Linked DNA regions of Mus musculus: regions 1 and 3 are each linked to region 2. A link is a loop called in an ENCODE intact Hi-C map of the cell type or tissue named here. Cell type or tissue: left cerebral cortex. All regions are shown on one strand. Each heading gives the region's core, and the rest is flanking DNA. Links, peaks and the distances in the headings are about the cores only. Region 1 overlaps Zmat4 (zinc finger, matrin type 4). Region 2 overlaps Zmat4 (zinc finger, matrin type 4). Region 3 has its middle 150 kb from the start of Gm30633.

Evidence for each region. Hi-C counts contacts between places; a loop is a spot of excess contacts. Peaks named below come from ENCODE experiments on the same cell type or tissue, not always from the same donor. Only the 100,000 strongest peaks of a DNase experiment are listed, where the experiment ranks them.
Region 1: a loop joins it to region 2, with 2.6 times the contacts of the local background. A loop is called at or near these places in 4 of 42 quality-filtered maps.
Region 3: a loop joins it to region 2, with 4 times the contacts of the local background. A loop is called at or near these places in 4 of 42 quality-filtered maps.

The regions. Positions count from the first base shown.
Region 1 is chr8:23,787,313-23,797,855 of GRCm38, forward strand. Zmat4 (zinc finger, matrin type 4) reads left to right here. Exons shown (of 7, transcript NM_177086.4): 3 at 10,030-10,119. Among named protein-coding and RNA genes, the nearest start is that of Zmat4, 120 kb to the left of the region's middle. In left cerebral cortex, for the core only: no CTCF peak of the experiment used is centred there; DNase peaks (open chromatin) are centred at 5,231, 7,511 and 8,380; H3K27ac peaks cover 1,862 bases.
Region 2 is chr8:23,902,657-23,913,199 of GRCm38, forward strand. The region is part of intron 4 of Zmat4 (zinc finger, matrin type 4); the gene reads left to right. Among named protein-coding and RNA genes, the nearest start is that of Gm51564, 140 kb to the right of the region's middle. In left cerebral cortex, for the core only: no CTCF peak of the experiment used is centred there; DNase peaks (open chromatin) are centred at 4,749, 5,083, 7,104 and 8,624; H3K27ac peaks cover 7,437 bases.
Region 3 is chr8:24,222,063-24,232,605 of GRCm38, forward strand. No RefSeq gene overlaps it. Among named protein-coding and RNA genes, the nearest start is that of Gm30633, 150 kb to the right of the region's middle. In left cerebral cortex, for the core only: no CTCF peak of the experiment used is centred there; DNase peaks (open chromatin) are centred at 5,820 and 6,262; H3K27ac peaks cover 2,037 bases.

The sequences.
Region 1 (10,543 bases), core at 1,019-9,018, 120 kb before region 2:
CTGAACACTTGGCATTAGATAGACAGTTTGGGCACTCATCCCCAGAGACAGGTATTTCTCCTTCTCCCTGTTAAAAAAAAAATTAAATGTAGTTACATTTCAAGTGTAGGCAAGTAATGTGTCTTTTAAAATATAATTTTCTGAAGGATGAATAATTTCCCTGACAAGGAGCTATTGTGTTTTATCCATATATATTGTTTAAAGTGGAGTCCACCCAAGTTTTATCCTGTCATCTGATCCACCTGCTTACTTAAACAGTTAGCGGGCATTTATAGAAAACTGCTCTGTGAAGAATATTTAAAAGTGCATATGGAAATGGATCAGGTCTACTAAAATAAAGAGGAACTAAAGATCTAGTAAGAACAGAATTCAGTTTGGGAGTACTTACACAGTGCATCATAGCTTGAAATTACAGGGTAAAAGGAGACTTTAATATGAAAATGTTATATGGAGTGAAGAGGCCATCGGACAGGGAAGAGGCCATCAGACAGGTTGAGCAGCACATGTGAGCCCACTCATTCTGCAGATCTCTTTTTGGTTATTGGAATAGCTTGTAGCTCACCGCCATACAGGGCAAATACTCTTAATTACAGGGTAATTTCCATAGACTGGACTTCACTCAAACGTGTCTTCTGCTTATGGCTACAGAAGGGTTTATTTGGGAGGTGGTATTTTTATGCATTGTTAAGGTTTCCCTGTAATCCAGCTATGAACGTTCTCAAGGAAACCAAGAGTCCCTGGAAGGTCACAGTGCAGGTCTGGATGGTGTTAGACTAAGCTTTAGAGCTTTCAGATTTCAGAGGATCTGGGGGGCTTTGTTTCTTCAAACGGCCCTGGCCTCTTTTCCTTTAATCATTGATCCTCTCTAGCATTAACTGCTCTGTAAGGGGTTTAGCAGAGAGTATCATTTTCATGACCCCCCCCCCCCCCATAGCAAAAGAAAGGCAGGCCTAGATGGGCCTGTTTGTCTACTTCTCTTCTGACTGCTCAGAATAAACAGACATCATGGAAATCCATTTATCTCCAGACACTCCACAGGGGAAAAAAATCCTTTCTCCATGTCTTGGTAGTGATTTAATTTTTTTAAATTGCAAGACTTTGATTTAAAATTGTAATGCGCCGATGTAGTCGCTTGCGCTTGCAGTCAGCAGTTTGGATTCTGTACAAATATCTTTATACAATTATGGTACAGAATACCCCTCTATCCTTGGTCTTCTCCAATCCAAATGCATGTGCCCTGATAGAGCACATGCTAATACATGACTCATGAAGGACAAACATTTCTTATATCAAATGGTTTAAATGGTGATATTTCAGAAAAAAAAAATTAACAAAACCAAAGTAACCTAATTCTAGGAATTCTGAGACCACATTTTAAAGGATGGATCGATTTCTGCGTACAAAAGGAGTCTGAAAGAACACGTAGTTTAGATAGATGGCATATGCATCTCTCAGCTGGCCTGGGGGAGCAAGACAAAACAGACTGGAGGACTTGGGAGACACACTTCCTTGCAGCTTGGAAGCCAGAAGTCTGTCATCAAGGTGCCAGTGTGACTGTTTCCAGTTCTGCTAAGGGATATGACTAGCCTTCGGAGAGAGAGGAAGAGGGGAGAAGGGGAGAGCGGGTGAGGGGGTGGACCTACAAGAGTGTTGGTCACAGAGACAGAGGTCATAGTGACTCTATCTTGTATGTGCATCTTGTATGTGTATACCCTGTATGGCTCTCTCCCTTCTTCATGCTTCATGGCAGAGTCCATTTTCTTCAGAGCTTAGGCTTTGAGCACAGTTTCCTATCAGGGCACACGCTGCTAAAGGTCCTGGGTGTTGCTCTCTGACTCACAGTGCAACATGTGGGTTTGGAGACAGCAAACAGTGGGTTGGAGACAGCTGGCACTTTCTGCTTCCATACAGAGGGATGAGACTCAGTCAAGACTATCCGGGCACTAAGTCACCACTTTTGCAATGAATTGAGAAAACTGTGGATTTTCCCTCCTTAACTATGGAATGATTTTTGTCTAAGAAATTTAGAAAAATCAAGGACATAAGAAAGTTCAAATCACTTGCAATTAGACCAGCAGTTTTCAACCTGTGGGTCATGACTCCTTTGGGGGTTTCATATCAGATACCCCACATATCAGATATTTATGCAACAATTTACAACAATATTAAAATACAGCTATGAGCCGGGTGTGGTGGCGCACGCCTTTAATCCCAGCACTCGGGAGGCAGAGGCAGGCGGATTTCTGAGTTTGAGGCCAGCCTGGTCTACAGAGTGAGTTCCAGGACAGCCAGGGCTACACAGAGAAACCCTGTCTCAAAAAAAAAAAAAAAATTACAGCTATGAAGTAGCTTTGATGGTGGGGGATCGCCACACGAGGAACAGAATTAAAAATTTTGGAGCATTAGGAAGGTTGAAAGTTGCTGAATTAGACAAGCTAAATCCCGCAATACATTTTTCCTAGACTTATATCACAGATATGAACATGCATACATGTATTCTAGTATTTTTGTTTATGAACGTGATATCCTTCATGTTCTTGTTTAAAACTGCCATTTTCTTGTTATTACTCTGTCTATATTGTCTAGCGTTCCGTTTGCTAATGACTGTAGTCATCTGTCATACAATGTTTTATAATATTTGACTTTGTATTTAGGGCACTTGACTCAGTCTTTGATCGTCGCCTTCATAAATCAGATTCTGTATGGGTCTTTAATTGATTCTTGAAGTAAATTCATAGAAGTAAGACAGTTAACTGCATTAAGCTTTACTTTCTTGATGCTTATTGTCCAATTTCCCCAGCAAGGTGCTATGGACTAGCCTACCTCCGTGCTGAATATCGATGTTAGTTTTACTGCCAAAATGGATTATGTGTAATTGAGGAATCAGCACCACTTTGATGGAAGAAAAAAAAATAAACCTTTTTTTAATTTAAAAATTGTCAGGTTGCATTTGGATGAATTTCTTAAGTGCCTTTGGTTATTCGTGTTTCTAAAATTTTATTTATATCTTTTGTCTAGTCTAATATTGCCTTTTCTGTATGAATTAGTGATGCAATATATTCCGTCAAAGGCCTGTCGCAAATACTGCTGTGTGCTGGCTGGTTTTCTTGTAACACAAGCTAGACTCATTTTGGAGGAGAAAAATTGAAAATATTATCCCCCACCAGATTGGTCTTTGAGAAAGCATGTAGGATATTTTCTTGGTTGATTGATGTGGGAGGGTCCAGGTCATTGCTGGTAGTGCCATCCTTGGTCATGTGCTCCTGGGTGTTATAGGTTAAGCAGGCTGAGCAAACCATGGAGGGCAAGCAAGAAGCTGCCTTTCTCCATGATAGCCTCTGCACCAGCCTCCCAGTTCTTCCCTGAAGTTTCTGCCCTGACTTCTTTAGATGATGAACTACAAGCTGTGACATGAGATAATCTTTTCCTCCACAGGCTGTTTGGGTCATTGTGTTTACTGCAGCAGTAGAACCCTTGACTGAGGCTCTTGCTTTGAGCAGTGCTTCTCGGGGGCATGTCCCTCACTACATCACTTCATGTTTGTCACTCTTGCTTCTTTTGCTTGGCTGATTAAAAATGTTCTGACTCAAGGTTGATCAGGTCCAGCTGGTTTCATTACATTTGAGGGCCTTTAATTTCACTTCATCTGTTTACATCTTGTATCAATGCAGCTGTAATGTATGAGTTCTGGTCTTGTGAATGTAAGTTTCTATTTCAATGCCCACCAGCCTCCCCCCCTCCCCAACCTCTGTGGGTCTTACTTCATTCTAGCCTGCCTTGTCCTGATTTCTGGTTCTACCTCAGAGTACTGGAATTATAAGCCCGATGTCACACCTAAGTCCCCATTCGCTACTTGAACCCATTTTTCTTTAACACACATTTTGTTTCTCTTAACTTCTGCAAAGATCTGTGGTATGTTTTCTACTCTTGAATGCTGTGAAAGACCTTCAAGTTATGTGATGGCATTTTTAATTTCCTTCCTTTATTAACTCAGACAGTATCATCTCAATCAGGTGTCTGGTTTCGTTTCTCAGGTTATACCCTTGGTTTATGTTTTTCTCTCTTTCATCAACTGACACAGCGTGTACACCATTTACGACTTATTTCTATTTGTCCTTGTACATACTTGGAAAATAATTGTTTGACCTCTCCTCTGATGATCTGCTAAAAGCCATCCTTGGACTGTGGGTGGGGCTCAGGCAATTGACTGCTTGGCACAAGCAAAGCCCTGGGTTCCATCCCCAGCAGCACGGGAACTTTCCTTCACACCATATGGTAGTTTGCTGTGTGCCACTCACCCCTGGCATGCCAGAGGCCATAAAGGTCTACTACATGCTTCTGTATGTGCATCAGCTAGGCTACTGGGATTCGTTCAGGATCTTCCAGTCCAGTTTCAGTTCTAGGAGTACCTGCAGACCCTATCAGTAGCTCAGAGCCCATGATGGGGACCTGTAAGGAGGGTCTAGGCATCTCTGGCCTTTTCTGAGACAGCAAAGCCTTCCTTCAGGCTTTCCTCTTCCTGCTTATCTGACCCAACATGCACACTTACTCAGTGTAGGAAGGTTCTGGGCCCAGCTTACTTATATGGTAAGAGCAGAAGCTACAGACATCTAGGAGGTGACTATTCTCTTAGCAGTCTGTAACTCTTGTGGTTTTCCTGGACACATGCAGGTCCCAGAAGTCATGAGTCCTGAAATGGGATCTGTGGTGGTTTGAATATGCTTGGTCCAAGGAGTGGCACTATTAGGAGGTATAGCCTTGATAGAGGAATTGTCTCATTATGGGCATGGGCTTTGAGACACTTTCCTAGCTACCTGGAAGCCAGTCTTAACTGCCTTCAGAACAAGAGGTGAAACTCTCAGCTCCTCTTGTACCATGCATTCCTAGATGCTGCCATACTCCGGCCTTGATGATAATGGACTGAACCTCTGAACCTGTAAGCCAGCCCCAATTAAATATTGCCCTTATAAGAGTGGCCTGGGTCAAGGTGTCTGTTCACAGTAGTAAAACCCCTAAGATGGGTTCCTACCGGGACAGCATTTCTTTCATGCTTTGGAGGGAATCCCTGTCTCCCACTGGACAACAATTCTCTAAACCCCAGTGAGTTAGACTCTTGATGTTTGTTGTCTCAAAATATCTCAGAGATGGCGGCCTGTGAGAATCACAGTTCTATAATTATCAGTCCATTCTAGGCTCTGTTTCTTTGCTGTTCTTGGCTCTCTTCGGGTGGTTTCTGGAGGAGGTTTAGTTAGATGGCTATGTCGGAACAAGATGGTGAAAGACTTATCTTGGAAATCAAGAATGGATCATGATGATTATTTAAGATCGCACCTCTCCTGCCAGCCTCAAAACTGAGATCTGAGGATGAAATGAGACGATGAACGTGGGAATTCTTTGAAGGCTGCTTGAGGAATTATGCAAATACAAACGTGCTTTGTGACCGCCACATCTTGTAAGAGGAGAAGCCAGTACCCTCATTGGTAATGAGCTTGAGTTAGGCTTTTAAAAAGAGGAATGTGCAATTGTGAAAAATGATTATTTGGGTGAAGAACAGATCAATTTCAGTTCCCATGATCTTCTTGCTTCTGCCCAGCAATCTGAAATAGGGCTTTGCATTATTCTTTGTTCCCCCAGCGCATTTCTGCTTTATATAGCTTCTCTGTGTGTCAAGAGATTGTTTCGGCTAAAGAAACTAATCTTCAGATGGGTCTGACTCAACAGAATGCCCAGGGCAGGGCAAAGGCTTTATTTAAAGTTGAAGAGTTGGTGATTTCCCTAGACCATTGGGGAAGCTTGAATGCGTATGCTTTCAGTGAAAGTCAAGTCTTTTGGATGAAGCCTCTCGGGAGGCAGTTATGCTAGGCTCCTGTCTGCAAGTATAACAGAGTATCATCAATAGTGTCATGTCTTACATGGGATGTGTTTTGAAGTTGGGCCAGCCATTGGCTGGCCATTCCCTTAATCTTTTATCCCTGCACATCTTGTAAGTAGAACAAGTTTTGGTTGAAGGTTTTACCGGTGACTTGAGACCCACTCCAAACACCAGGCTGTGTTCCCTGAGTCTTGTGGAAGAGTGGGGGATAGAATTGAGCAAGTTGGATGGGTCAAGGATACCATAAGACCTACAGAGTCAACTAATCTGAGCCCATGGGGCCTCACAGAAACTGAACCACAGAGAAAAGAGCATTCAGGGGTTGACCCTAGGCCCCCTACATGTTTGGAGCAGATATGTAGCTTGGTCTTATAATGGGTTCCCTAACAATTGGAGGGGAGGCTGTCTCTGACTCTGTTACCTGCTGTTGGCTCCACTTTCCCATAAATGGATTATCTAATTGGGTTTCAGTGGGAGAGGATGCGTTTAGGCCTATGGCGACTAGATGTCACAGGGTAGGGTGGCACTCCAAGGGGCTTCCCTTTCTTCTCAGAGAAGGGGAGGGGTAATGGGGGGGAGAGATTGCAAGAATAGGACTGGGAGGAGAAGAGGGATGGGGCCCTGAGATAGGGATGTAGAGTGAATATATAAATAAGTAAGTAAGTAAATAAAAGAATGTAAAAGATTTTGCTTTAAATACAAATATAAAAGCAGGAGAGACCCTGTTACTTCCTGCTCATTTTTTTCTTTCTTCAAGTGAGCGTCCTTTTCTCTCTCCTGAAACTTCACCAACTAAACCCTGAAGTATTGTTTTCTCCTGGAAGCTAACTCCACTTGGTAGCGACTCTGTCACTTTTACACCTTTGAAAGGCAGTGCACATTGTCGGTAATGAGAAATCTTGACAACGTGTAAGAATCTGTTGTCGTTGTGTCTGTTTGTAACAGAGGGTCCAGTTCTGCTGATGTGGACACACTGACCCCTCTCCTCAGTGTCTTGTCCATACATGGAATCTGAAAATTTACCACACAGTGGATATCCCAATTGCATTGTTCTTACCAAAAGAAAGTTTAAAGCGTGAGTGGGTTGAGAAGGCTCATCTAGTATCAAGTATCCCAATGAAAAAAATACATTTGAATTTTCAGTGTTGGTGAGGGCCAATTATACCAGTGCACAGTGTGAGCACTTCAGAGCAATGGTGGCTTTCACCAGATGTAATCATTCAGATAAAAAGTGAACTTAAAGCAGAGTACTATGATGTGAGCCACTGCCATGCTCATGTGGTATTACAGGCGGTTTGTTAAAGAGATAATAGTAATAATAATAATAACCCATACTCCATTTTATCTAACAGATATTTTTCCTATTCATCACTTTCTGGTAGCACTTGTGGCCATCGCGAAGTTTAGCTTTGTGCTTGGTAGTTTTTATTTTATATTTCTTACATGGCAAATGAGCTTCTGGTTTCTCCATTCTGCATAAGGCCATTCTACTGCTGCTTTAACAAGACTGCTATTGTTGACCAAGCCTTTCTGTCCCATTTTTTTTGAAAGTAGGTAATGCTAAAATGAACATCTTTGTTACAATTTAATTTTAACTTTCTGTGGGAAGTTCACTTGCTGGAATAAGTGGAGTGACATTACGGTGCCAAACTTAAAGGGCTTTCTGGAAGGTAGTGGGGTAGAGGAGTCAGTCGGAGGCACCCAGCTAGGTGCTCCAGAGTCTTTGGATGGGGATGTGGGGACAGCCAGGATTCATGGAGATGTCACAGCATGCTGAAGGCTTAAGAACAAAGCGTTGGTATCCTTTCCCATGGTCAATCCTACTGAGAGGGCTGGCTGCCACTTTTCTTGAGGTTCAGCTGTGGCTAGAGGTGTGAGATCTGACTCTGGCAGTTGGAGACAGTGGTGCAATGGGTCCAAGAAAAGGGTGGGCACTCATGAAGGAGACACTAAGGTATCTTCACTTCTACCCGGAGGCCATCATGGTTTCCATGGTGGTGCAAGGCTTTGGTCATAGCCCCAGGAATAGCTGTGCCTGCTCTGGGTAAATAGGACCTCAGAACCTGAAGGGGACTATCTGGTGTACAGTCCTAGAAATTGCTAAGAAGCCTCAAATCCCAATCTCTTTCCTCACAAATAGATTCAGAGAAAGGATTGTCATTTCTTCTCCGTTTGTTTTTCTTTTCTCTTCTTTTCTTTTGTCTCTTTTCCCCTCCCCTCCCCTCCCCTCCCCTCTTCTCTTCTCTTCTTTTCTTTTCTTTTCTTTTCTTTTCTTTGTGTTGTTGTCAATTAGTTTTGTTAAACTGCAATTAAGTAACTTGGTGAACTTTGCCTTTGACCAAGAGTCTTCTCAAGAGAAACAACACACTTCAGGGAAAGGGAGAAAGGGGGTTAGAGGCAGGCCCCTGGGAGAGTTCAAACTTCCTCATCACCCTGGGTGTGCTGGTGATACTGGAGCTGGGGAATTGGACACCTGCTTCGGTCTGTGTGAACATGAACAATTACTCCCAGTCTGTTTTTCAGGCACCATATGTGGCTTCCACCTACACAAGCTCTGTGTTCTGAAGAATTAAGTGTTTCTTTTTTATTCTTCTGCCTGAGGCTGTACTTTGAGTAATACCACCATCCCTTATCTTTACCCCCTCCATGGTTAAAAAAAAAAAAACGTATGTAGATTTTAGTAATCAATATTTTATACACACACACAGTATGAGTTTGTACCATGTCATTCTCAAACATATTACAGAACTTGAGTGATGTTCTTGGGTCATCTAGCATGTCATCATAGGCCCCTAGTTTGCTGTCCTATCAAATTTCCAGTCAAGAAAACACTTCAGACAACCTTAATTCGGATGTACTTTGGCACATGGTGATGACCACAGTGTGTTTTCCGGCCACACCGAGGTACTTAAACATTTGTAAAATTCCTCATGCTCACAAACGCACTTGAAGGCCTTGAAAGTGTCCAGGGACTGTTTGGAAGTGTGCTCTGCTTGTTCTGGGCAGGATAATGGAATTAAGAAGTGATGAATGAGAAAGGCTGGCAGGAAGGATTTATAGTGCACGCTGTAAACAAAACACAACTCGCCGGCTTTTCTCCGAAAATCGCTCTGCCTTCTTAGCTAATCCATAAAAGTGAGCCATCATCCGCTAGGCTGGCTTGCGCTTGACTGTGGATGAAGATGGAGTGGAGGAGACAGAGGGCCCCAGAAGGAGGTGATCTCCATGCCAACGGGAAGGGAAAGGGAGTTGGAATGAGAGTGTGGTGGGTTAGGAGCTGGTGCTGTCAATGGGGAGGGAAGCAGGACTGTGGAGATCACAGCATTCTGTGGGAAATCATCTCACGCAGGTCTCCTAACAGCCACAGTAGCGTTGTGCTCATTTTGTGTGAGCAGAACACCTAACTCATGTAGACTCAGAGTCCACTCCAGCTGATGACTAGCCTGATATCATGCAGCAAGCCGGTGGGAGAGCCAGGGTTTGCTCTCAACTTTAGGAACACTTGCTGACTGTATGCTCTTCTTCCTTGCTTTGGGGAGAACATAAAAATTAGAATTCCAATATTCTTTCAAGTGGTAGAGATCAGCCCCGGGTGTGTGTGTATGTGTGTGTCTGTGCAAGTGCATGTGTGTGATATGATCACAGAACTAGGGGAAATTGAACTAATATGCAATTCATTTTTCATTGTAGGCCTTGGAGAGGTCAAGGTCTCATAGACCATTCCCATCCACCTGAGGCTATTTGCTTGTAGGGCACTTGGGCTTTGACAAGTTTCTAGGCTTTGTAAAGCCAGATACCCTAGGATTCTTTATGCCCCAAGTCTGAGCACAGGAGAGAAGTGAGATAGAACATCCCGGTACTCCTTCCATTACAGTTGATCCTTACGTAATTTAGTTTGCTTATCTGTCTTACTTTTGAGGACAACTAAATGCACGGCATAAAAAGAGCTGATTTGTATTATCCTGAAATGGTACCGGCTTGCTGAACTTACCATAATTAATCTACCTGAAGCTGACTTCCATGGAATTTTCAGGAGCACAAGAAAGTATTTTCTACCAAAAATAACGTGCCTTTGTGGTCATTGTCTGCATTTCTATGTACTCCTCACAAGTCGGCTGTTCTTTTTATGGCACCTCCTTGTGTTTTTTCCTCCCCAGAGTCGAAAACATGCCAGCAAAGTCCGGCTGTATTACATGCTTCACCCCAGGGATGGTGGGTGTCCTGCCAAGAGGCTCCGAGCAGAAAATGTAAGTATTTGGTACCATCCAATGGCATGGGTGGTTTGCTATGAATTTTGCATGTGTACGAGTTGGAACTGTGTCCAGATGAGTAGAGAGAATATTCCTTGAGTAGGGTCATGTTCTGATGGGGAGAGGGTCCTGTTTGTCGGATGGCCTTTTCCTTTCTACGGGAACCTGCTAATATCCTGGCTTCTGGTGATGTTTTGCTGGAGCTCTTCAGAGAAAAGAAGGCGCAGAGTTGCTGGGACAGAGGCAGCATGGGTGACAGGAGACAAGGGCCACCAAAGACAAAGCGTGGGAAGAACAAAACCTAAAGGGCAAAACTGACGGAAATACCAAATGCTTTGTTCTTTACATATTTGATTTCTCTGCTGTGTAGAACACAATGCCATCTTGTTAATTTATAATGAGGACCACACATAGCATCTGC
Region 2 (10,543 bases), core at 1,660-9,659:
GTGTGGATTTGTGGCATTCCTGCCATTGTTACTGGGAAGTTGTGATTCTAACCTATTAACTTTCTTCAGTAACTTAAATATTGATCACAGATTAGCTGATCTTCTAAATGTTTAACTAAACAACGTCTTTGGAGGTTTAACCAAATTATGAAACTAAGATTTTTTTTTTTTTTTTTTTTTTTTTTTTTTTTTTTTTTTTTTTTTTAGTAATTTAGCAATGCTGGAACTGTTTGGACAAGATTTACATTGTGATGAAGATGTTATTGTGCTGGGTTATAATCCCAAGAAGTTAGGGGATATTTTTCATTATGTCTCCTCTTGCAGTGCAATTAAAATTTAGTAGTGCATTTTATCTTGCTGTCTAATGAATCGTGCATAAATCGTGGGTGTAATTATTTTTAAATGGTATTTGGGAAACGAGAGAGCGTCTGAAACAACGCTTGGTTTTGACTTTGCTGGCTTACTTCTTCAGCTAATTGCTTAACAACTAGCAAGGAGTCTTTTCACACCATTTCTCAACTGAGTTTGAGTACAGGATAATGTTTTCTTGGAGGTGGATGTGACATTCAGGTGTAGAATCGTTTTGTCTGGAAATGAGTGCAGCTTATTTTGGAAGCCCTGCATGATGTGGCATTGAACAAGGGGCACTCTGTTGAGACGCTTGTTCTCTGAAAGGCTGAAGTACTAACCTTGTGACCTACGCATCGTCAGATCTCTTAAAATAGACACCTCAAAGAGAGAGTCACTGGAAAATTTCTATCTTTTCTTTCTGTGAATGAGTAACTAGCTCATCTGTTCTCTTTGCTTATGCAGAAGACTGCTGTTAAATTTCATCTGGAACTCAGGGTATTTGGAGGTAGTGCTGCGAGGAGAGAGGCTGTATCTTTGTTATCACATTGGCTCGCAAATGGGAAAATGATTATTTATGTATCAAAAACTATCCCATGCCAAAAATAGTTCTTTATGGTTTTGTATCCATCTTCAGGAATTTAAATAATACAGGAACTAGGACATAGATCTCAAGGATAGCTTATTAACTCTCAATATATTGCAAAGACAGGAGCTGGCAAGATGGCTCAGTGGCTAAACTTACTAGCAAACCTGAGAACCCGAGTTTGACTCCTGGACCTCTGTGGTGGAAGGAAAAAAAATTTTTTTTGTGCACTTATTTTTTTTTTATTAGATATTTTCTTTTTTAAATTTCAAATGCTATCCCGAAAGTTTCCTATACCCACCCCTGCCCTACTCCCCTCCCCACCCACTCCCACTTCTTGGCCCTGGCATTCCCCTGTACTGAGGCATATAAAGTTTGCAAGACCAAGGGGCCTCTCTTCCCAATGATGGCTGACTAGGCCATCTTCTGCTATGTATGCAACTAGAGACACGAGCTCTAGGGGTACTTGTTAGTTCATATTGTTGTTCCACCTATAGGATTGCAGACCCCTTCAGCTCCTTGGGTACTTTCTCTAGCTCCTCCATTGGGGGCCCTGTGTTCCATCCTATAGATGACTGTGAGCAACCACTTCTGTATTTGCCAGGCACTGGCATAGCCTCACAAGAGACAGCTATATCTGGGTCCTTTCAGCAAAATCTTGCTGGCATATGCAATAGTGTCTGGGTTTGGTGGCTGATTATGGGATGGAGCCCCAGGTGGGGTAGTCTCTGGATGGTCCATCCTTTTGTCTTAGCTCCAAACTTTGTCTCTGTAATTCAGAAGGAAAAAAAACTTAAACTGTGTCCTCTACATAAGCACTAAGACAAGCATGCCCTCCAAAAAAATATAATAAAACATTAAAACATACACACACACACACACTAGACACATGGATACATGTATTCCAAAGACAAAATTCAGGCCCTTTAAACTGGGTTCTTGCTGTCTATGGTGCTATCTTAGCTCTTCAGGTTACAGAGATCAAGGAACCTGTTAGGCAAGACCAGAATGGGAAAGGATAAATTACACTATCAGCTTGAAGCATCTTCCACTGGGGAGCAGAGAAATCTAATTGTCATATCCTAGAATGTACTGGCTGGTTTTGTATGTCAACTTGACACAAGATGGAGTTATCACAGAGAAAGGAGCCTCCCTTGAAGAAATGCCTCCATGAGATCCAGCTATAAGGCATTTTCTCAATTATTGATCAAGTGGGGAGGGCCCATTATGGGTGGTGCCAGCCCTGGGCTGGTAGTCTTGGGTTCTATAAAAAAGCAAGCTGAGCAAGCCAGGGGAAGCAAGCCAGTAAGGAACATCTCTCCATGGCCTCTGAATCAGCTCCTGCTTCCTGACTTGCTTGAGTTCCAGTCCTGACTTAATTTGGTGATGAACAGCAGTGTGGAAGTGTAAGCTGAAGAAACTCTTTCCTCCCCAACTTGTTTCTTGGTTGTGATGTTTTGTGCAGGGATAGAAACTCTGGCTAAGACATAGACTCTTTCTCATCCATTTTCCATGATTATTATACCCTCTTATCCACCTGCTTTGAGCAGAAAGAATCTTGGAAGGTGCCAACCACAGACCAAATTGGAGTCCCAAGAAGCTAAACTGAACCTCAGGCTTGGGATTCTGCCAGCCATTGGGCACAAAAATATGTAGAAGTAGGCAATGGAAGGTGTGTCCTAAGCTAAAGGGGAGACCATGGGTGGGACAAAGGCTAGCATGTTAGTGTGGCTGCAGAAAGCTTGAGTGATCGAGGAATGTTGCCCACAGTCCTTGGCAGCAGGACTTTGGATGCAGACCAGAGGTTTGGGGAGAATCCGAAGAGATGCCCTTTAAGAGGATCACAGGTGAGTATCAGTTAGGGAGCAGGAATTGGGTTGGAGAATCAGCACAGGAAAGAGAACAGGACCCTGGTCCCAGGCTTCAGGTGTTGGGTCTAAAATACAAACCCAGTTATTGTAAGGGAAAGGACTTAGGAGCTGGAAAAGACCCAAGCCATGGCATTGAAGGTGCTTTGGATTCCTTGCCTAGCATAACATTGCCTTCCTCTGCAGGCCACAGCCTTTCCTAACAGCAACTTAGAGCGAGCTCAGTCCGGAAGCTTCCCCGTGCACATGTACACATGGGCTAGTCCTGCCTGATCAGCTTAGCTGGCTTGAAATCCTATCTGTAATGAAAACAAAAGGGGGAAAACAAACAAACAAACAAACCAGACATGCAAAACCTAGTTCACTGAATGTTGATGCCAGAGAGAAGCAATACCCTGCTCAGGTATGCCTCTTATGCTGCCATATCGTGAACCACTGCCTCTCAAACTCTGGTGATTTCTGAGTGGACATATTTCATCTAATGAAGAACAATCAGGACCCGTGAATCACTGTCTCTTCCACCTGCATCTGTACTCATATCAGACATCAATTAAGCATTCCGAGGGACCTAATGCCCTTTGAGCTGCCTTCTTCAGATAAGAACATCTTTACTAGGACTTCTAAATTGCATAGCCAACCTACTGGAACACAAACCAGTTCCATGCCTTCTTGGTTTTTGTCTTAGAATCTCTGGTCTGGATATAGCTGTGAAGACAAAAGCACATGGAGGGATGCTGGACCAGAGAACTTGAGGTACAGATTCTGTCCAAGTGGGAAGGGTGATTTATGCTGCCATATAATGTCATTTGCAGTGAGACCAGAGAAACTGGGCTGTGCAAAGAGAGGCCAGAAAGCAGAAGAAGGCTGTGTCAGTTAGCTATCACTATAGCAACAGGACAAAGTTTAATTTATGGCTGGACACTCAAAACTCATACAGACAATTTTTAATAAAAAACAATGATGACTATTTTTAAAGTAAAAAAAAAAAGAAATCTATTGATATTTGAACCTTTCCATGACTCCTCCTCATATCATAAAAAAGGGAGTCTCAGGGGAATTGCAAGATTGAATGAACAGGTAATTCCCAATCTACCCTTCAGGGTCCCTTTTCTCCAGCCTGATTCTGCTGCATGCTTCTTTCTGCTTCAGAGTCACTGCCAGGCACAATTGAGAGGGTCACTGATTTGATTGATGGGCTGTGGCAGAGCCCTGGGAGGCCGGGACAGTGAAGGAGAGAGGATATGTTCATAGTGTAACCAGCATCCTGAGATTTGTCTTAGAGCAGAGTCCCAAAGGACCAAAATGATTGTGAGTGGCTGTTATTGAATCCTAAGTCCAGAGTGAGTTTGATATCTTGCAACTGAAGAGCAGTGTCTATAGTTTCCAATGTTTGCAGGGGATAGGATTGGGGCTCCTGTGTTTGAGATCCCAGATTTGGAGTTTTATTCATGACTCACTTTGCTTTTAGGTGTCTACTAGGGAGGTAAGCACTCACCAGAAGTGCCTTTTTCAGGGCATGGAGAGTGGAAAATCCTACTGTGTCATTGAAATGTCTATGCCTGATAACTTGGTGCTTTCTCACTCGCTTCTACCAGTTCCCATGAATGCGAGGGAAATGGGCTTTTTGAAGAAATTAGGGTCCAAACAGTAAGAAAATGATGTCATGAAGTCTCTTCTTGGAGGATGAATAAATGAATTGAGTCTGTTTAGTATATAAAATACATCACTCTTGAGAAAGTCTTTAAAACACTATCATAGGAAAGAGCTGTAATTGTGGAGCATGTGTTTTGTGTGCAGATGTGTGTTTGCTCATGTGCCCAAGAGCAACAGATATAACCAGAGAGTAGGCAGAACGTCAGAGTTAGGTGGGAGCTCAAGACCGGGAAGATTCTGTTGATACCCAGAGATGTTCACAGGCAGAATGCGAATGTGGGAGCTGTTGATGAGGAGTCTGCTGCTGATTCTTGGAGCTTTTCCAGTTGGGGTTCCATAAGTGGTTAGTTACTGCTTAGCTTAGATGACTTTTCAAAGCCCTCTAAATCAAACATTTCCCGACGGCTGACACATGCAGGTAGACCCACTGATAGGATGGCTGGAAAGAGCACTGACCTGGGATCCAAGGAACCAGGAGCTCGGGGAAAGTGCGACCAGAGTCAGTTTTATACTTTCTGGTTGGAACAGGAACACGTTCCTCTCCAACTTCAGTCTTCTTGTCTGTTGTTTTGTTCTACTGCTGTGCATACATTTGCATATATCTCCCTGGTCTTGCGAGGGAAGAGCTTGGTTCCCTTCCACGTCCTGAGCCTCGGATTTGTTTTGCTACTGCCTTGCCTAGAACACAAGAGCTACTGCATTTGAATCTCTTAGGACAAGACTTTCTGAGCTGTGTTTCTGTGGGCTGAGGCAGAGTCTGACACTTGGAGCTGCTGGAAAAGGGGGAACATTTTTGTTGGTAATGAAAGGAGGGACTAGGGACTAGAGGCTGGGGAGGGCTGTGGAGGGCAAAAGAGCAATCAAGGTCTGCAAAATAAGCCTTCAGAAGGCAAGAGATACAGTCAGCCAACAGGAGCTAAAGTCCTAGACTAGCAAGTGGAAGCAATAGGGAGTAGTTTTAAAGACAGAAACACAGGATAAAATAAGAAATCAGATACCAGGATTAGGACTCCAGAGAGAGTCTCTGTCTCAGGAATATAGAAGGATTTCTGTTATCAGAGAGTAAGAGCGGTAACTAAACAGATAGAAGCTTGATACCTAAGCCCAGAGACCATAGAAGAGCCATTCTTCCCCTGCCTGTGCAGCAGGGTATGCACTAAACAGGCCGGCGACATCCTTCAGGCTCTGAGCTGCATGATGGTGTCCTCCTGGCCTCCTATATAGACCATCTTCGATGCTGCTACACTGAGACTGTAGCTGTGTAATATGATTCCCAAGTGACAAGATAGATGGTATCAGGTCTGACATTGGTGGCTCCCCAGGAGCACAATACCAGGCAGCTGAGGGGAAACTAATATTATTTAAAGATATTCCCCAGGACCTGTGTAGCCAGCTTATCATAGTGGCAGGGCATCAAAGTTTCAAGTGGGATCACAGAGACTAGTTCATCAACTTTGAAACTTGAAGATTATTCAGGAGTATCCAGGTAGATCCAATACAATCACAGATGTATTCCGAAGGGAAAAAGGAAGGCAAGGGGGTCCATCTGAGTGATACAGGGGTTGGGAAGGGTCCAGCTGTCTTTGGGTGATGGCAGAGCTGGGGGAAGGTGAGAGTTCTTTTCTGGAATTGCCTGAAGAGTGTAGTCCTGACAATGTAGCTTTTAGCCAGTGAAGTTTGTTTTACATTCCTAACCCGAGGAATGGTAAAAATTACAAGTGTGTGTTCTATGGAAGCCACTAACTCTTTGGTATTTTGTCACAGGTACAGTGGGGACTAATTTTCCTAAGAAGGAGCTGACTTGTCACCCTTATGTACAATTTGCATGCTGTCGTGGGACCCACAGCTGCAGCGTAAGGGCAGCCATGACTGTGGGCAGGGCATGCTGGCAGTGCTGGAACTCCATCTTCATATGGATCTTATCCTTTGGGTAGAGTTGCTCCCCCACACCCATGCGCAGCCATGGGCGACTGGTTTCCAGGTAGTATACATGTCGCTCTCCCAAGTTTTGAAAGCTTGACATATGTGCTCTGCGTTAGCTGCCGTTCCCTTTCTCACTTTGTTGACTCACATTCTCAAATGTGATGCTCGACTTCTGAATCCCAGCTGTGCCCTGCCTGTAGCTGTTCCACACCTGAGATGCTCTTCACTCTTCCAGTATGTATCTAAGCACCTCCCATCCTGCTAAATCCTCTATCAGACTCCCCTAGTCTTTGGGAATCCTTCCTGCTTTGGGGAACCTCAGAAAATATGTTGTGGGCTTTTGCATAATTCGTGGGTAAATCTCAGTAATTATTAGTGAAGGACTTAACTTTCCTATGTTTCCCTTTCATTACTATGATGACTATATGAGCCAATAACATAATCAGAGGACACATCTGCCACATGATTATAGTACCATAAATGACTCTGTCCATTCCAGAAAGGCGGCTATTTTTACTGACTCTGTTCTGGACTTTTCTCTGGGACATATAATTCGCACACGAGCTGTTCTATTGTTGGTTGTCCAAGGTGAATCCACTGGGTTAATTTACTTTGCCAAGTTCTAAACTTGCATCATAAAGGAGTCCTATCTCCATAGCTATTCTCCCTTCTGGCTCATTCCCAGACACCAGCTTGACTGCAGTGATTTTCCAGGATAGTGAATGATAGAAAAATAGAACTTGGTGTTTGGTTCCTACATGAGAACAAGTCTGAGTGTAAAAGTGCAGGCTGATATGCAGAGTCAGAGGAACCTGGCAGAGAAGATGAGTCAAAATAGCTGAGCATGGTGTGGGGATACAGCTCAGTGATAGTGTTCTTTATATATATATAGTGTCATATATATCTACACATATATATAGTGTCATATATATATAGTATATATATATATGTATATATGTATATATATATATATCTCAACAATTGAAGAAAAAGAGTCCATGTATTTGAGAGAAAGCAACAGAAGAGATTTAGGAAGGGAAGGAGGGAAGGAAATGAAAAGGGGCAAATGATGTAATTTATAATATAAATTCAAGTATGAAAAAGTTAGGATTAAAATACTTTGGAAGAAACAAAAGAATGAAAGAGGAAATCTGAAACCTAGAAAGGCATCTTTGCAGGCAGTACCCATATTCTGCCATAAATTGAAGAGAAAGTTTAGATTGCGAGTACATAATCTGAATGGGTAGGTGATGCTCTATCTCCTATTAGAGGGTTCATTAATGCGCATGGCAAACATGTTGCTTATCTGAAACCTGCTCACCTCCTACCCTGGACATTAAGTTGGTTATGAATAGGTATAACATAGGTGTCATTCTATGGCCAGGCTACAAATGTGAGAATGAGACGTAAGCCTTTAGTGATGCTCTGGAGTTGAGTATTGCTGTTCATGGAGTGACTAATCTATCCCTCTGATGTACTGTCCTTTCGGGTTTCTGTTTCACCTGGAAGCTTTTATGAATGCATCTATCACTCCCAGAAAAGTAGATCTGGAGATCAGTGTTTTATAAAATTCCCAAATATCATTAGCCTGACAGTAATGACACTAAAGCGTGCAATAACCTTTCTTTCATTTTTGACGTTCCTGTGGTGCTGAACCTCCCTTAACATACTGGGAAATCCCTGCAGTCTAGCCCTGAGACCTGCTTAGCAGGGACCCTGGTGTTGCTTCCTCAGTCTTGCTGCCAAGCTTGCCATCGCGTTTGGTACACAGAGCAAATATCTGTTGGATGTGTAGAACTGGGAGCAAACATTAGAATAATGATAGGTGTTGAAATATTTATGGTTTCATTTTCGGGTGAATAGCCTTGGTTAAACTTCAAAGACGGTGGTGCTCACTTTCTTGACTTTACAAAAAGCTTTTCCTGAGAAAGGATGGTATAGATTAGAATCTAAGACATAACCCCAGCCTTTGGAGGCAGACCCTCTTTTAAATTCTGGGTCACCTATGCAAGTTTGCATACATTTTTATTTGTACACTAGCCTTCAAATGCATTGTAGAAGGAGGACAAGAAAACAGATGATACAGACTGAAAAGCCTGGTATAGCACTCACTGTGAGGACAGAGTGAATGCGTTGTCCTATATAAATACATGTAAGTGTATATCAGCATATATGTCAACCCCTATCATTGGTGAGTAAGGATTCACTGAAATGCTCAGGCTTTCCAGATCACCTTGTAGTTATTCCCACATATGTAGAGAACCATGAGAGATCTGAGACACCCCATGGGAAAGCTCCACCCTGAGGCTGAAGGAGGCAAGACTAACCTGCTGGTGTCAGCTGTCACAGGATTAGCAGTGTCCTCATTTTGCTTTCTATTAAGGGTGATGCCTTTTGACTATGATTTTTCCTCCACTGACTTGCCAATTATAATTTCTCAAGGGTTGTGTCGAGGAGCTGTGTAGCGTCCCTAAAGCAAGCAGGTGGAGGTATGGCAAAAACGCATGCACTAGTTCAGGTTCTCTCAAGCCTCAGTTAGAACACCGCTAGCCATGGATTCAATCTGTGCATTAAGTAATGTATCGTAAACAAACACACATCAAGATCATGCGCTGATCCATTGATCAGAATGTGACGGCAACCTCATGAGCTTCCTTTTATAGCACTAGCTTACCACTCACTGTTCCTGGTCACAATTTAAAAACTATTATGAATAATGAGAACCGACTATGTATATATCTAGCAAAAATTACCCTATATTCATTTCTAAACATTAGGCTTCAAAAAGTCTGCTCGTTACTCTGCAATGAAATAAAAAACTAACATTAAAAAAAATCCTAAATATGGTTAAACTGTGTGGAGCTGAGTAGCCCGACTGTAGCTTAATAACAGAGCCAGTAACCAAGGCTGGTAATTACAAAGCCATTATATGAGGAGAATCATATTCATGGTTTCATTGAATCTTTGTGCTTTGTCATACATAAAGCACAGTAATGTATCATTATTAGGAGCATCTTACTGAAGAAGCAGCAGAGACCTGCAAGTGAGTAACTTGTGCCGTGTATAGTCAGAATTGCAAAGCAAAAGGCGGGAGGGTTGCAGAGTCCAGGACTTAGCTCTGCTCCCAGTGGTAAGTCATGTATCATAAAATCACCTGCTGATTTTGGCTCGCTTCCAGCAGTTCAAACTCCAGGGCTCGCACTAGGCGACCAGTAGCAACACAGCCACAAGGACAGATATTTATACTTTTGCAAGGGATCATTTTTCATTTTGAGAGACAATGAGCAGGACTGGGAATTAGAACAAATCAGCTATGGCTTCTCCCACTCAGCTCCTATGTGTAAGTGTGTTGACTGAATATTTCTCTTTGCCTTTATCCCCGGGGGAAGAGGAGACAGAGCTTCAGGAGTCTTCCATGAATTTCCATGCCAGACACAGACTTGCTTATTTGAGTTCTCTGTAGAATGAATAAAGATCAGGGTATTCTAGGTCTGTTTGAAAGTTACATAAATTCAAATGTTGAATAATGTATGCACCGCAGGTTCCATCCACACCTCCTATTTGCATATGAGATTTTATAGACCATTACGGTTCTATCCTCTGATTCAGGTTCCTCAGATTGCTTGGCATCATCTCTCTCGATACCTGTTTTCATAGCTGCGTGCAAATACAAGAAATAGCTTTGTAGAATTGCAAATCATCTCATTTTCTTTTTCTGGGACCTGAAGCTTAGAGGGGTGGAATCAGCTGTCCAGGACATGCAGGTGGTTGGCAGCAGGAACACTTCTCTTCTCTTGTAGTTATCCCTTCAGAGTATCCTTTTGAAGGAGTAATCACACTGGTCAGCTCCTGGACCACTCTCTGGTCACTAAGGCTTAAATGTGTCAGCCCTGGAATGACATGAGTTGATGTCTTTTGGCCATGACTTTTGTCATGCAGGTTTGGAACAATGACTTGATCAAGTTTTCTGTCTTCTTGCATTTTTAACTAAAGATACAAGATCAATGAATTAGGGGTTTTTTAACACTTCAACTACTGTCCTTTCCCCCTTTCCCGGGCCAAACATAGAATGTAATCATCTCATATACAAATAATTCCTCTTTTGAAAATTACTCAGTTTGCCACTGGTTGACAGTGAAAATGAGTTGTTAAGAAGCCAACACAC
Region 3 (10,543 bases), core at 1,107-9,106, 320 kb after region 2:
CTTTTGGACATTCTGAGTTCCTGCATTTACTGAATGGCAGTAAAGGCTGCTCAAAGTAATAGCAACAATCTCTCTTCTTCATAATAATATAGGAGGACTTAAAAATGTCAGATAGTCACCTGAACTCTAGGTCAGCCTGCGTCAATGTTTGAGCCTCAAAAAGATCCCTTAATATCTGGTTCCCATGGACAAGGAGGTACTTTTATTTTAAAAAAATAATAATAATAATTACTTTTGTTTTCTGAAACATGTTCTTACTCTGTGGGCTTGAACTTTTTAAATAATTTTAATTTAAATACTATAATTTCATTACATTATTTTTCCCCTTTCTTTCTTCCAACCCTGTCTACGTACCTCCCCTATACCCTGCTCTCTCTCAAATTCATGGCTGCTTTGTCTTTGTTCATATAATATATTTATATGAAGTAAATACATATGCATGTATTGATAAATACAACACACTCAGTCCATGTAATCTGTATATAGATGATCTCAGAGATGACAATTTGATATTAGATAACCAAATGGGATCTCTTCTCTGGGGAATACCATTTCTCATGCTAACAGCATCTCCTGAGATGATAACCAGGTAGTGTTTGTCTTTAAAGTCCCTATATGTGGTTTATTACATTTATTGACTTGGGTATGTTGAGTCATCCCTGTGTTCCCAGAATAAAAACAACTTGATTGTGATTGGATGATCTTTTGGATGTATGTGTGTGTGCTGTTTGCAAGTATGCTACTGAGCATGCTAGAATCTGTGTTAGTCAAGCAAATGCTCCTGTAGGCTTATTTTTCATTGTTTCGTCTTTACATCACTTGTGTATTAGCATGATACTGGCTTCATAAATTAACTTGGGATGTTCCTTCTACATGTACAAATCCTTTTTGGGTCTTGTGAATCTATCTGGCCCTGAATACATGTATGCATACACACACACACACACACACACACACACACACACACACACACAGAGAGAGAGAGAGAGAGAGAGAGAGAGAGAGAGAGAGAGAGAAAGTTTTTTATTACTTTCTCAATATCATTTGTTATGAGCCTGTTTTAGGCTGTTGGTCTTGATTTAATCATGGAGGTTTGATTGAATCAAGAGATTTCTCCAGGCTTTCCAATTTAATGGAGTAGATGTTTGTTTGGTTTTTTTAATGTATTCCTTTACAATATTCTTAATTTCTTTGATGTCTGTTTTAATACTTGCCTGTTCGTCTCTGATTCTGTTAATGTGGGTCTCCGTTTTCTTTTGCTTGGTTGAGCCAAGAGTCTGTTGACCCTGTTTTTATCTTCTCAAGAAACAAGACTCTTAGGTCTGTTGATTCTTTGTATTGTTTCCTTTGATTCTATTTTATCAATTTCATCTCTGGTTTTTACTTTTCCTTCCTGTCTAGTGGGTTTGGATGTGGTTTGTCCTTGGTTTCTAACTGTAGGTATTTAATGTTATATATTTCCCTCCTATAACTGCCTTTAATGAGTCCCAGAAGTAGTCTTATCATGTTGTTCTTTCATCTTGATTTAGTGATGAGATATTTATTATTCCTCTCTTGATTTTCTGATCTATTTGTCAAACAGCAATTAGTTTTTCAATCTTCATATGTGTATACTTACTAGAGATTTGTTTCCTGTCAGTTTTAAGTTTTATTGTATTAGATCAGATATAATACACAGAGTTATCTCAACCTTCCTGAATCTGATTAGATTTGCTTTGTGTCTCAGAATGTGGTGTAGTTTAGAAAAGTTTCAATTTGCTCCTGAGTAGCATGTATACATCTGGTATTTGGGTGGAACATTCTACAAATATCTTTTAAGTTCACTTAATATAGGATGTCACTCAATTCTGATAATTCTCTGAGGTTAGTTTTTGTCCAGATGACCTGTCTATTGAATAAGCAAGGGGCTGAATTCATCTATTATTAGTGGGTTGATATTGGTTTGTGTCTTTAATTCCAGTAGGACACTTTTTATGAAATTCAGTGCACCAGAGTTTGGTGCATATATATTTAGGACTGGGATATTGTCTTGGTTAATTGTTCTTTTGATTAGAATGAAATGTCTCTCTTATCTCTTCTGATTAGTTTTAATTTGAAGCCTATTATATCAGATACTAGGAGAGCAAATTATGCTTGTTTCCTGATTCCATTTGACTAGAGGGGTGTGGCCCATTCTTCCTCTTTAATATAGCACCGATCTTTAAAGTTAAGGTGGAATTTTTTTTTTTTTTTTGTAGAAAAAAGGATAGATAGATTTTGGGTTTTAACACAGTAATCTGGGCTGTTTCCTTTCATTGAAGGATTTAAACCATTCTTTATTAAATATTTAAATTAATATTTAAAGTTATTAGGAGGTGTGTGTTGATTGTAGTGATTGTATTGCTGAGTCTGGGTGATATGTTTGTTCTCAGTGGCACTTGATATTTTAATAACTATGGCTTTGTAGTTTTTTTAAAAATGCCTCTTAGAAAGAGTGGGTGCTCTCACTCTTTTCTTCAGCCTAAAATATTTCCTGTACATTCTTTAGGAATGGTCTGCTGAGTCTGATTTTTTTTTTTTTTTTTTAGGCAGTTTAGGTCATGGAAAGTAATTCTTCCTCCTTCAAATATGGCAGACAATTTTGCTGGGTACATTAGTTAAGGTTGGTCTTCTTGGTCCTTTAGAACTTGGTATTTGTCACTCCAGGCTTGTCTGGCTTTCAAAATGTCTCTTGGGACACTAGCTATTGTCATGATGGATTTTCATTTGTATATGAGCTATGTTTTCTCTCTTGCAGCTTCCAATACACTTTCTTCTTCGGTACACTTAGTGTTTTCTCTGTGATGCGATGTGATGTGATTCAGTGGTTTTCTAAGTGGTTTTGTCTATTTGGCGTTCTGTATGCTTGTCTCTACACAACTGACTTTCCTTAGTTTGGAAGAGACTTCTGTGATCGAGGTGAGGATCTCATCTGGGCCATTGACCAGGGATTCTGTGTTTTTAATACAAAATTCTGTGTTGAAAATGATCTTTTCATGCTCGTCTATGTCTCCTATGTGTTCCTTAATTGTATGTTTTTTTTTTCACAATTCTTACTTATTTTGTCTAGAAACTCTCTATTGTATCTTCTACTCCTGACATTATTTCTTAAGCTTGAGTCATTCTACGTGGAAGGTTTTACCTTGAGTTTTCTAGCTGGGTTATTGGATTTTTTTCAATTCCAGTTTCATTTTGGTTTGGGTCTTCTTCAATGTTTCTCTCTTTTTATTGAATTCTGTTTCCAAATCCTGTACTGTCTTTAGCATTTCTATCACATTTACATTTGTGTTTTCCTGGGCATGGCTCAGACATTCATTTTCTTGAAGTTCATTGAACTGTTTGTGCCTTCCTTAAACTCCTTGAATTTTTTTAAATACATTTTTAATAATTAAATTCTATGTTCTTGGGTTCATCTAGGTTTTGCTTACTGGTGAACATTTCTACAGGACTGTTGAATTGGAGGCAGGTCAGGGAGAAGGTAGGGAGAAAGTGCCTTGAGCTTTCTTATTGTTTGTATTTTTGCAATAAGATCTGGGCATGGGGAGTTATTTTGGTTAGTATATGTCTGATATACAGAGCAGGTAGGGATGCACGGGTCTAGTTAAGCCTAAAGGTTGGATATGGTTCATGTAGAATGCAGCCAGATAGACATAGATGTCTTGGATGGCATATAGTTTGTAAGTTCTGGTCTATGTCTGGAGTATGGGAATATGGTAAGGAGGGTCCTAGAAGAAACCTAGATAATTGGAGATAATATAACCTGGGAGGGTGAAATTTGTCTGGATCCCTGGATGCGGGACTCAGGCTAGATTTGCTGGCTTAGGGAAGGTACATGGAAGAGAATATCATCAGGTAGACTTACTTGGCTAGACTATGTCAAAGGATGTTTAAAGCCTAGCTAGGCAGACCGGATGGGTGTAGCCAGGGAGAACCCTCTAGGTAAGGGCAGGCAAGGAGGGTCCCGACAGAATCCAGTCTTGACTTATTAATCCTATTGTCTCAGCCTCCCAAATGCTAGGACTACAAATGTACCACCACACGCAGGAAGACATCCCATCTTCTAGGAGTCAAAAACATCCTAACTTGCTTACAGGGAATTTATCTTTCTTTCAGCGGCTACATCACCTAGTCACAGAAGTGAGACCAAAGGCAACCTAAACAGGTGTGACTTTCTTTTAATATTTAATATTGGCAAAGGCATGCCATTACTTTGTTATGGCTTGTTACATCACAAAACAATTCTGGTACAACAAGGAGAGGACTACACAGACTGTAATTACTACTACTACCAAGAGACAGGAAGCATGGGAACATCTCAAATCTGGCTACCAGCAGGAGATGTTCATAGATGCTTATTCACATCCTAAGACTAGATACACTACTGGAGAAGAAACGGTGACTGCCAGTCCATCCGAAGAAAGACACACAGGTACCATGGACAAAGATGTTCTGCATGGAAGGTCCTGCAGGGAACAGTGGGCATGTATCTAAACAATGTTGAAATCCAGATAACCTTACTGCTGTAGAGAAAGGCAGTCACGAAGGTCGTGAAGACTGCCCTTGCAGACTTTTTCTCCTGATAGATAAGAATCTCCAGCTAAAAAACACAAGAAAATCAAGAAGAGGGAAGACCAACGGGTGGATACTTCATTCCTCTGTAGAATAGGGAGCAAAATACCCATGAAAGGAGTTACAGAGACAAAGTTTGGAGCTAAGACAAAAGGATGGACTATCCAGAGACCACCCTACCCAGGGATCTATCCCATAATCTGGATAGCATTTGAAATGTATATAAAGAAAATATCTAATAAAAAAGTTTAAAAACAACAAAAAAACAAAAAACAAACAATAAAAACAAAACTAAAAAACAAAACAAAACAAAACAAAAAGTCTCCAGCTAAAATGATGAGCAAGAATCAGCAATAAGCCTGCCGTCTTGCTACAAGGTAACAACAAAGAGAAGTCTCGCATGTGGTTCTCCATAGTCAGGCATTAATTAAACAGACATCTATTGACAAATCGGCATAAAATAGTCCACATATCTTCTGTGGTGAGGTGACAGGTTCAAGCCTTCTGCCTTTCTTAAAGACCATCACCCATCCCTGTACAGACTCAGCCTTAAGACTGGTAGCCAGTGTCCTATGATATGGCTTTTACCAGTAGAACTGGTTACTCCAGAATAGAAATATTGGACTCTGCTGGCCAGAATGTGGACAGCAGTTAATGATTCCGAGATCAAACCTCAAGTGCCGTCCCTGGAGAAAGTGTTACAGATGATCAGATGTTCAACCAGAAATGAGATTATTTTTCCCCCCTCTGTGGTAGTACAGTCATGTCTCATGTTTTAATTCCAGTCATTTCATCTAATGAGAACTCATATTTAATATTCATCATGCTAATTTCTAAAGCCTCTGATGTTGAGGGGGATAAAGGCAGCTGGATCACTTGTATTATTCATGTGTTAATATGACTCTGTACTTTTAAAGCAGTTAGCCCAGTGCCTGGGATAAAGTAAACAACACGAGCTTGTTCTGCTGAAATGGAAAGAGTAAAGACCTCTGAAGCCAGACTGCCTGGACGTGACTTCCAGAGCAACAGAACAGAAAGCCCTAGAATATATGTTTGCTCACACACAGGGTAAAAGCACAAAGCTTAGACTGGCATGATTTCAAATGAATCACAGTCCACGGAGGTCTGAACAGTCTCCACAAGGTAACAAAGACCAGATGGGGTGAGATGCATTTCAACAAAAGCCACTGGAGAGAGGAGGCAAGAGTTGCCCTCCTTTCTCAAATGTGTGGCCATGTAGGTGGGCAGGAAATATGGGGTGAGATGCATTTCAACAAAAGCCACTGGAGAGAGGAGGCAAGAGTTGCCCTCATTTCTCAAATGTGTGGCCATGTAGGTGGGCAGGAAATATGGGGTCTGATGTGTTATCAGCACTATTTGAGTGGCATAATTACCTCGGAATACCACAGTGTAGTACCCCATCCCAAGGCTGTGCACTTTACCAGTTTGAGATTCCCATGCCCCCATGCCCAACCTTATGCTATCATCTTTCTATGGAGTTTAAAATGAGAGGTCTTGTTTACCTTCCCCAAGCCCTTGGTACTTGTTTCCTGACAACCCCCCATTGTCCCACCTCTATGATGGCTGGCATGTCTCCTCTGCCCAGTGACAGCAGCTGTGTCTAAAACCACCCATCTGCTGTCTTCCTGGGGCTCTGCCATATTCTGCTTCGTGCCCACTTGCAAGTGTGTGGTGTCTCTATTTAGAAACATTCTGCCTACCCTGGTTATTCTTGGCTACTTATCAGCATGGGATCCATTGGCTTTCAGTGGGACTGCAGAACTGCTCTGATCTGAGCATGCCATAGTCTGTTGGCTGGACCAGTGTGGGCCAATGTTGTGCAAATGAGACTCAAAAGTGGAGTCTCTAACTCATGATGAATTTCCCATTGGAGTGGGCTATGGGCTGGTGTGTGTGTGTGTGGGGGGGGGAGTCAGGACAGAGGGAAAAGCAGCCAGCAGAATGGAAGCACATATGAGATTACAAGCACATCCAGATGACTTTTAAATTGACATAAGATCTGCACAGCATAAATGCTACAGTTTCAAAGTCTTTCTCTGAACATGAGCACAAAGTGTGTTTGTGATGCTGTGTGACTTTTTCTAGGTGTAGAGTCATCCGTGAGCCCTAAATAAAGCCCCATACTCAATCAGCCTCAATCCAGGGCTCAGAAGCTATCACTCCTCACCATGATTCTATGAATTTACCTAAGGTGGATATTTAACATAACTGTAACTCTACAATTTGAGATTTCTGGGTCTGACTTCTTTAACTGAACATCACATCTTTAAAAAAACAAAAACAAAACCCAAAGCAAACCAACAAACAAAACACATACCTAGGGGATTGGAGAGATGGCTCAGCGGTTAAGAGCACTGACTGCTTTTCTAAGGGACCTGGGTTCAATTCCCAGCACCCACACGGCAGCTCACAATTGTCTGTAACTCCAGTTTCAGAGGATCTGACATTCTCACACCAACATATATGTAGGCAAAACACCGATGCATATAACATAAAAATAAATTATAAAAATATCCATTCCTGCTACAGTTCGCAGGAAAAGGTCATTCCCTTTTAATTGATATTATCTCTGCATTTTTGTTGGTACCATACTATGACACATGTATGAATATGCAATGATTGTATCAAAGAAATTGGCATTTACAGCTCCTTCCTGAGAACTTCCAAACCATCCCCCCTGAAGTTACATTGAAATAAATAATAAGCTTTTTGAGGTTATAGTTACCCTCCTGTGCCATGCACACTACAGCTAAGCCCCTGTCCAGTTGCATTTTGCTACCTGCTACCCAAATTCTAGTATCCGTTCTGTGTAATGACTGTATTTCTTCGGACTGTATAATCACTAGCTGGATGCTGGATAATACAGTGGTTCTATTTTCATTCCCTAAGGAGCTTCTACATGGCCCTTGATAACGGCTGTGCTAATTACATTTCCCCAACAGTGTGCCGAGGTCTTTCTCGCACGTTTTCGCCAAAATTATTAATTTTTTTCGTCTTTTTTATGGCTGTCATTCTGGCCATGGTGAAATAATATTTCATTATGCTCTTGATTTGCATTTCCCTAATAATTAGTGATGTTAGTTTTGTTCACGTACTTGTTGGCCAAGCTAACTGCCTTCTTTTAAGCAGTGGTGAGCCAGTGAGATGGCTCAGCAGGTAAATGGGCTTGCCACCAAGCCTGATGCCCTGAGGTCTAGCCATAGGCTCCAGAGGTGGAAGGGGGAGGCCAAGACCTACAAGTTGCGCACCAACGTCCATGTATGCATTGTGGTGCATTTGCCCACACACGCATGCATTTGCATGCATGAGAGGTAATCATTAAAAAAAAAAAAAAACAGTCTGTCCATGACTTTTGTGTGATTTTTAATGAGACTTTTAGCCTGGTGAGCTGTTTGAGTTGTTCTAGGTACTAACTCTTCATCGAGTATGTGCTTTGCAAATGCTTTTTCCCATTCTATAGTCTGTTTCGTCAATCTGTCTCGGGTCTGGTTCCTTCTCTATATGAATACCTGGTTTATGGCATTGTTTATTGAAGACATTAGCTTTTCTGCAATGTAAATTTTATAGCATTCTAGAAAATCAGTTGTTTGTAAGTATATCGATTAATTTATGCTAGCCACATGCTGATCTATTACTGTGTCTTTATAACGTATTTTGAAAGTAAGATGCTGTGAGAGCCACAGGTTTATACTTTTTTCTCTGGATTTTTGGGGGTCCTCCAAGTCCTTTGTAGTTCAAAATAAATAATTCTTCCCCCTCAATCTGTGCATGTGTTCTTGTGTGTGTATGTGTGTTTGTGTGTGTATATGCGTGTATGTGTTTGTGTGCATGCATGTGTGTGTATGTTTTTAGATACAAGTGTATGTGTGATATTCATTTCATATATATAATAAAGTTACTAAGAAAGAAATGAGAAATTAAAAATATATAAAATATCTGCGAATAAACCTGAAAGACCTCTATAAGGAAATTGTTTCAGATACAAAAAAAGGAAAGAAATTATATACATATACTAAAGGACATATATTTATGATATATACAATGCACTAGCAACTCAATAAGAGAAAAGCCAATGGCCTAAATCTCAAGAGTTGGGGGATTACCACGCCATCCTCCTTAGCGATGGGTAGAGGAGACGTGCTGCCACCGTCAGAATCAGGATGCTACTGAGGCTTCAGATGGTAGCTAGGAAAGATTGTAGCTAGGACAAAACGAAAGCTGGTAACCAACAAAGACAAATCCTCCAATGGGAAAGTAGGTTCAAGTAGCAGAGACCAGACCGAGGTCAGCAATGTGACCAGCTTAGCTGGAACTTGGGTGGAAGAGAGCATGTATGAATAATAACGAGGAAAGGGATGATCTCTGGGGGAAAACAATGTCTTAGGTATTATATCAGACTAAGACAGGGACACTCAAACTCCTGGATCTTGCGAGCTTACAAATCTGGTCTCCAGCCAGATGATTTTGTCTCTGGGAGAAGCACGTATAGTGAGTGTGCCTGATAGGTTTCTGCTGGGACTGCTTCTTGGGTTTTCTGGGTTATATTAACAGAATGTGATCTTCCCAGGGCGAATAGAGCAGTAAAGAAATGTAGTTCAGCAATGTGGATGTCTCCTGTGCCCTGGAAGAAGTGGTCTGGTGGAGGGCCTAGCAAGCTCTGGGTTCAGTTGAAGTTCTACCTCTCAGCAATGGTAGGTCCAAGAGTACCAGGACTCAGAGTTTCTTTCCCTTCTATTGCTATAAAATTAGAACAAGGGGTGCTCTTGAGGGATGGGATTAGCTTTTCTTGTTTCTTGAGTTTGGAAGTCAAGAAATGGAAGTGCAGAGAGAATGTCCCTGCCCTATCCCTAAACACTCTCCACGGGGTTTCCAGCTTCTTAACTCAGAGGTCTCTAGACAGAGGTTGCATAAGACAATCACCCTGCCCTCCTTTGCTCTGTGGCTGATGTAGAGAAGGCTGTGCTGATTGTGGACAATGTCCTGGGGGCTGTTCCCTGCATTAAAAAGTAACGCTGTGGGAGGAAGCCAAACCCAGAGTACATTTACACATCTTTCCAATAGACTGAGACTAATGGCCCATTCTTCTCCAAAGAGTCTAAACAGAAAAGAAAACCCTGAAGGAAAGGGAAAAGGTTAGATTAGGCATTGTGGAACATCTTCCTCTTAAGAGAGAACAAGAAATCTGTTCATATTCTTGAAGCAAATTATTTGAGTTTTCAGGTTCCCAGAGGGTCTGGTCACCTCCACTGTAAGACAAATGTAATGTGCCCAGGAACTAGGAGAGGGTAGGCTCTTCCGGAAGACGTAAGGAATGCTAATAACCTTTGGCGACACTGAGTTACACACTTGTGGGAAGATGGGAGCACTTGTCCTTATTTTGAAGACTCCACGTCCTCTCCACCACCCCCTGCCGCTGCTTGACCCTCTTTTTGCCGAACTCATCTGTCTGCTGCTCTTGAGCCATGAAATTATTTGTCATTTCTCTCTAGTGAGCTGTTAATGGAGAGCACTAGAATTCAATTTAAGAGTGGGAGTTAACGCTTAATACTGTTGTTGATGATGGATTATCGGATTGTAAGGAGCATCCACGTAGTAACTTTTTTAGTGTTATAAACTAACAAAAAGAAATGGTCTTGGTAACACATTAAATGCAGAGGCCAAACACGTTCCTGAGGAAATAGCCTCTTCAGAGACTTCTTCATCCTTTCATGGACAAGAATGGTTGAACATCCTTTCCCATCACTTCGATGGCTCCTCATAACACATGCACTGGGTCTAAGTGGTTATAGAGTATTCCAGCCTCCAGGATAAGAATGCTGGCAGCCAATCCCCTGTGGCAGAGGCTACTGTACCTGTTTTCTCTTTTTGTAGTGACATAGATAGAACACACTTCTTAGGTCACTGCCTTGCCTTGTGCCATCCTGTGGTGGGATAG